Linked DNA regions of Mus musculus: region 1 is linked to region 2. The links are chromatin contacts, found by Hi-C or POLR2A ChIA-PET in ENCODE. All regions are on one chromosome and are shown on one strand. Each heading gives the region's core, a stretch centred on a gene start or an enhancer-like site at or near the end of the contact. The rest is flanking DNA. Distances are from core to core; before and after follow the strand shown. Region 1 has its middle 20 kb from the start of Gm36168. Region 2 holds the start of Ccna2 (cyclin A2).

Region 1 (2,755 bases), core at 223-2,722, 630 kb before region 2:
GGGGCCTACCTGCCTTCCCCTCCCTGGGCCTCATGGCAGTTGGAGGCCAGCCAGCAGGTGACAGTGGCAATCTATGAAGCATCTCTAGTGGCTCGGAGGCCCCTTGCAATAAGAGAGAACTTGCCCAAATGTGATTTCGCTGTTGTAAATTCTGCCCCAATTATAGCCTGACTTCCTCCCTCTCAGGAAGCATTTCATAAGCATCGAGGCATTCTGTCTGATAAAGTCGTTCTTTGCCCACATGAAAGGACTCTGCTCTCTGTGGAGAAATCTCAAGCCTGCTGAAGAGCAGTTGTCTGGGGCGACGACCACAGCTTGTGTGTTTGGTTGGGCTACGGGTCCAAGAGCTGCCTTTCTTCCTAACTCTGTCACTTCATAAATCACAACAGGACTCTTGGGTTTCCAGAGCAAAATGTGGGGTAGAGAGCCCTGGGGTTCTGCTGGGGACCCCAGAAACCACAGGCTGCTTACAGAGCAAAGCCCCAGTGTATCTGAGCACCCAGCGCTCCTTGGACCTCATCTCAGAACAGGAAAGTGTTGACTGAAAATGTGTCTGGGGAAGGGTCGATCCTGCTCACTGACACAATCTGGTCCGTACCAGGTATCTATCACCGCCTTCAAACAAGGATATATTTGTAGTATCTGATTTATTTTCAGGGTTGTAGTTTTAGTAAAATTTTATTAAGAAGTAATACGGCATCCAAAAGCTAGTTTGCACTCAATAGTTACCTTCCTAGTTCTGATGTCTTTCTAGATTTTGAAGAATATTAATGCATTTGCACAAAACATTATTTTTCACTCCTGAAACTGGATCACTGACACGTTGCAGTATTTGTGCCCTCCAGGAGAGGTCTCCCCTGACAGTGACAGGCACTTGCTCCCAGGGAGAACCCAGTACACATGAGATGCTTTCCAACTTTGTATTTATGAGTCCAGTTACTTCGATAAACTGTGCTTGGAATACTATGCCCAAATCAGACGTTCTCCTCTTGCTCTCAGTGACGCGAATAACACAATCCCCTGTGTTTGTAGATTTCTCTTAGCAGAGGAGGAAACTTGAAAGAAGTGTCCCAAAGTCCCCTCCCAGCTTCTACTCCTTCAGAAATATTTCTGGTCTTCTTTTGTTCTTTCAAATGTCCCTTTGGACGAGATGTTCACTGAAGCGTTATGTGCCTCACTGGAGACTGATGTACATCGCTAACAACGACAGAACCTCCTTTGGGAGCGTCCAGGACGACTGGGCAAGGTAAACCGTTCCAGGAAGGCGCTCCTTTCCTGCGGGCTCCTGAGGTCTGTGCCATGTATCTTTGGTTACGCTGCTCAGATCTGATGAGGAGAGAAAGGGTCAGGGTGGGGCAGCAGCAGCTGCCGCCTCTCACAGGGCCACAAAGCAAAGAACAGGAAGCTCTGGCAGGGCAGGGTTCCCCACAAGCTCCTTGAAGGCTGGCAGCTCCTCTTTGGAGCCCGACTTCCCTTCATCGCTGTCTCCTTTACTTCCTCTTTCTACCAAAACACTAACGACATTTTACCACAAGGGGGCAGTGCAGGGGAAGAAACCAATCATCTGACTTGGTGCGTCCTTAGGGAAATTATTCTGTCAGGAGCTTGATCTTTTCTGTCCTCCTTCCTCCCTCCTTACAGATAATTCTATATTCAAGCCAGAGTTTCCATGAAGAAGTCGTCAGTCCCACAGCTTACCTAACAGGGTCCTGCGACATGCGTTCTGAAATAGGCTTGCATTTGATTAAGATTGATTGATTTGATTTGCCTCTTTTGGATACAAGACATAAAGCAATTATGATTATGAGGTATTTTTTAGAATTATCTGTTTCAGGCACTATTGTAAGGATATGCAGAGTAAGGAGGCCTCTGAATGTAAAATCCATTCTCTGTATACATATATATCATTTGACCAAGTCCCCCAGTTAGTGGGAGTTAGACCCCCTAAGTTGGCACAGCTGGGTGTTTCCTGAGGACTTTAGCTATAGGATATGGAGGTGACATTATGATCTCTAAGTGGCTGGCTTATGACAGGGGCTAGACTTTCGCACTGGTTGTAAATGTCTTATTGTTCCAATTGTGCTGGCAAAGAGAATACGTTATGACCACAGCTCAGCCATAAAAGCAAACTGTCACTATTACTTAGACCTTAAGGAGCACTACGGGGGCTCCCTGGGAATTTATAGAAAATGGATAAAATCAGGTTTGCAAGGCTATTTTTAGATAAGAAGGCGCCAGGAGCAACTAAGGATCTGGCCTTTGTTCTACCGAAAGAAGCCTGGATAGACTGACCAAGGACCTCACCAGGGAGGAATCCCCAGAAAAGCAACAGGAAATATTTGAAAGACACAGCAGGGTTGCTTGGATGCCCTAGTAGAGCAGGGTTTCCCTAGTATCTAATCCGCCATCAAAGATTCACTAAAACTGAAAGGAAAGGAAGTGCTTAGAATAGCAGAGGAGTCAGGGAAGGCCAGGTCTGCACAGTTTGCAGAAGGGAGGGAGCGTGCTTCAGCAGGCACTGAGGTTAGTCCTACGCTTATGTGCAGGACCATCCATAAGAGTACATCTCAGCCTGAGGAAAGGACAACACTGAGTACAGAGCTCAATCATCGCCCCCCCCTAGCATTCTGTGAGGAAGTGGATTTTGAGTGTAGCTGGTGTGATTGACAGCCACCGGGCCGTGTCTGGGTCTGGATCCTTTACTATATCACCGGCTCTGGGGATAGGGTGTGCACCCAGAACAAAGTAAAGAAAA
Region 2 (3,180 bases), core at 402-2,901:
ACTGCACTATCTTTCTTGAGATATTTAACTGTTGCAGCAGCTCTGCAAGGGAGATGATTTTATCTTCATTTTCAATAATCTTTAGATAAAATATGGGAGTAAAGATTGCTCTCACATACCTAGTTAGTGGCAAAGCCTTCATTAAGCCCTTCTCTCCCTGACATGCAGGCCTGGGGCCATCATGACTGGTGTCCTCAGCCCACACTGATCCACTAACCTGCCTACAGAATTTATTATGCACCCAAGACTTTCTCACAGATGAACAGTACTGATATCTGAGTGTTCACTATTCGGCAAGCACAGGGTCTCTTAAAATATCCTTACATGATGGTGTTGCAGATCTACCGTCTCTCATCTGTGATTCCAAAATCTAGGAAGCAGCTTTGAAAACCAAAGTTTACCTTTGTAAATCATTTACCAGCAAATTGTCTTAATCTGATTGACTTCATGATAAAACCTGATTTAAACTGACACGAAGCTTTTTCTATTTTTTTTTTAAATCCCACTGAGTGCAAGTATTCACCTGTTTATTGTAAAAGCATTGCCATTTTGTTAGCAGATATCAGCACTCAGTCTCATTGGACCAATATAAAAAGTATCAATGGTATATTCTTTTTCTCTTCCTAAAATATACTTTTTTTCAAGGGTCTTGTATAAATAATAGACAACTTGAGTTGTCTCTGTGTTACATCTTGAAAACTCAAAGGTGCAGTAATTTCCCAGACCTCTGCACCCAGTAAGCCCATGGGTGAAGTGCTTCAGTTCAGACGTTCTTCCTGATGCAGCAGCAGTCAGTCGCTGGGATGCAGGGTGCACCGACACAGATTCAGAATCGCGACCAGTGGCTTGTCTAGGTCAGCAGTTGCAACCCATTGTTAGAAGGTTATCAAATATTTATGTCTTGAAAGTTGCTTCAAACCTTCTCCACATACACATCTGTTTTTAAAAACACCAACCTCTTCCAGGCTTGTATGTGTTGAATAATGGAGTCTCAGGTGGTGAGAGAATGCCACATGCATTGTTAAAAGAACTAATCAATAACAAGAAATAATATTTTTCTTCGTAGGTATGATTACTGATCTTTTTATAGATAAATTTAAGTTCAAAGGCACTAATGTAAAAACCAAAGTACCCATGCTCCTGGAGATTCTCGACAGCTACGACCAGAACACACTGATTTCTTTCTTCGATGCAGCATGAAAGATAAACAAGGTAGGCCAACAGGACAGCCGAAGAAGCAAGCAGAGCCTGATCAGACCCGAGGCACCTCAGATGGACGTCCCACATGTAATCAGAAGAGTGACGGCCTCTAAGCATCCCCCTACGAGTACCCATGAAAGTCCTTTTTATTGTGTACTTGAGGGGAAAAGAAGATCTTTTAGTCATTCATTTCAGGGGAATATTGCATTGAAAGTTTTAGAATACTATTAAATAAGAGCAAATAAGCTGTCTTTTGTTTTCAAAGGGTAGTTATGAAAACAATGATTACATTTTATTATATTTTATGTATGATTCTTAACTATTAAATGTGAACATTTAAGGTAATATACTTGTGTCTTTATATATTTATTTAGGTTTTGTATATATTTCTCTGTGTGTGTGTGTTTGGGTTGGTTTTTTTTTTTTTTTTTGTGGTTTTTGTTTTGTTTTGTTTTTCGAGACAGGGTTTCTCAAGACAGGATTTCTTTGTGTAGCTGACCTGGAACTAACTCTGCAGTCCAGGCTGGCCTTGCACTCAAGAGATCCACCTGCCTCTGCCTCCTGAGATGCCCGGAAAAGGCTTGGCCATCGCCTCCTGGCTGCCCGGTTTTCTTATGAACACTTTTTTTCTACTTTTGAGACATCATCTCACTACATAGCTGACTTGGACTAACTTGAATTCAGAGATCTGAAACTCTGGGATTAAAGGTATGTACCACAATGCACTTCATTTCTAAATGTAATATCTATTTGGGTCAGTGGAACTTCATGGTCTGATGTCACAACCAAGGATTAGCAAAATTAATGGACAGCTGAATTTCTTGTAGTACACCACTTGTTATCAACAATAGCTCATGTTGGCATTTTAAATTAACCCATCTTTAATTGGGGGTGGGGGTGGGGTAGTTTACTGGAATGCGGGGCATAGAGACACGCCTTTAATCCCAGATCAGTGAGCTCTGATAACGGATATCAGTGAGTCACAGGACAATTGGGACAGCATTATGAGACCCTGCCTCAAAATCAAACAACAAACAAATGATATACAGGAGAGGTGAAACAATAGTAAACAGTAAAAGTTCCAGCGTTTCCCTATGTTGTATGGCAGCATCACAGAGAAAGAGAAAGGAGTAGTGTACCCAGGACGGGGCAGTTTGTCATTCAGATCCATACGCTCCTGCCTAGGCGCCACCCAGCGACCAGGAGAAGGCGCTTCACCCCTTAGCTGAGGCGAAGGCCGACACCTCGAGGCCCCGAGGGCTTGTCTGGACCGCCCAGCGGCTCCGGCAGGATCCTATGAGGCTACAGATCCACTGAGCAGCAGAGATCGGCCGAAAGCGGCCGCCCGCCCCGCCCTCCTCTGCGCAGGCGCGTCCTCAGGCTCCCGCCCTGTAAGATTCCCGTCGGGCCTTCGCTCGCGGCGACCGGCGCTTCTGGTGACGTCACGGACTCCGGACGCCCTCATTGGTTTATTTCAATAGTCGCGGGCTACTTGAACTACAAGACCAGCAGCCGGCGGGCGGCGCGCAGCTCGCGGCTCCTGGGCTCTACGCTCCTCCCGCCTGCAGCCTCTGCTCCGCGGGTCGGCCGCCAGGGTCCCGCGCTGCTCCGGAGCGGCGGGCGCTGTGCACGCTCTGCCGCCGACAGAACCGGACCGGAGCCGCGATGCCGGGCACCTCGAGGCATTCGGGTCGCGATGCGGGCTCAGCCCTGCTCTCGCTGCATCAGGAAGACCAAGAGAATGTCAACCCCGAAAAACTGGCGCCAGCCCAGCAGCCGCGGGCGCAGGCGGTGCTGAAGGCCGGGAACGTGCGTGGACCCGCGCCGCAGCAGAAGCTCAAGACTCGACGGGTAATAGGGCGCGGGGGTCTGGAGGAGGGCCGGGCGGGAGCGGTCCTGGGTTTAGCAGCCCAGAGGGCCGGAAAGCACGCTGAGCATTCCAGGGGGAGTCAGGCTGCAGTCTTCGCGGTCCGGGCGTTT

Evidence for each region. A loop is a pair of places that touch in the nucleus more often than their neighbours do. ChIA-PET counts read pairs that join two places held with the same protein, here RNA polymerase II (POLR2A).
Region 1: a map of v-Abl transformed pro-B cells shows a loop between it and region 2 (2.7-fold over the local background). The contact joins the enhancer-like site here to the promoter of Ccna2 in region 2. A Hi-C loop is called at or near these places in 1 of 37 maps with a recorded cell type or tissue (v-Abl transformed pro-B cells). POLR2A ChIA-PET finds 5 or more read pairs at or near these places in 1 of 5 experiments (Patski).

The regions. Positions count from the first base shown.
Region 1 is chr3:37,202,893-37,205,647 of GRCm38, reverse strand. No RefSeq gene overlaps it. Among named protein-coding and RNA genes, the nearest start is that of Gm36168, 20 kb to the left of the region's middle. Within about 2 kb of position 1,472, at least 1 of the 3 ENCODE cell types and tissues checked has a DNase peak (open chromatin) inside an H3K27ac peak, as active enhancers do.
Region 2 is chr3:36,571,509-36,574,688 of GRCm38, reverse strand. Ccna2 (cyclin A2) reads left to right here and starts at 1,651. Exons shown (of 9, transcript NM_009828.3): 1 at 1,651-1,908; 2 at 2,386-3,051. The coding sequence starts at 2,866. It overlaps Bbs7 (Bardet-Biedl syndrome 7 (human)), which reads left to right. Exons shown (of 19, transcript NM_027810.3): 19 at 1,067-1,546. The coding sequence ends at 1,200.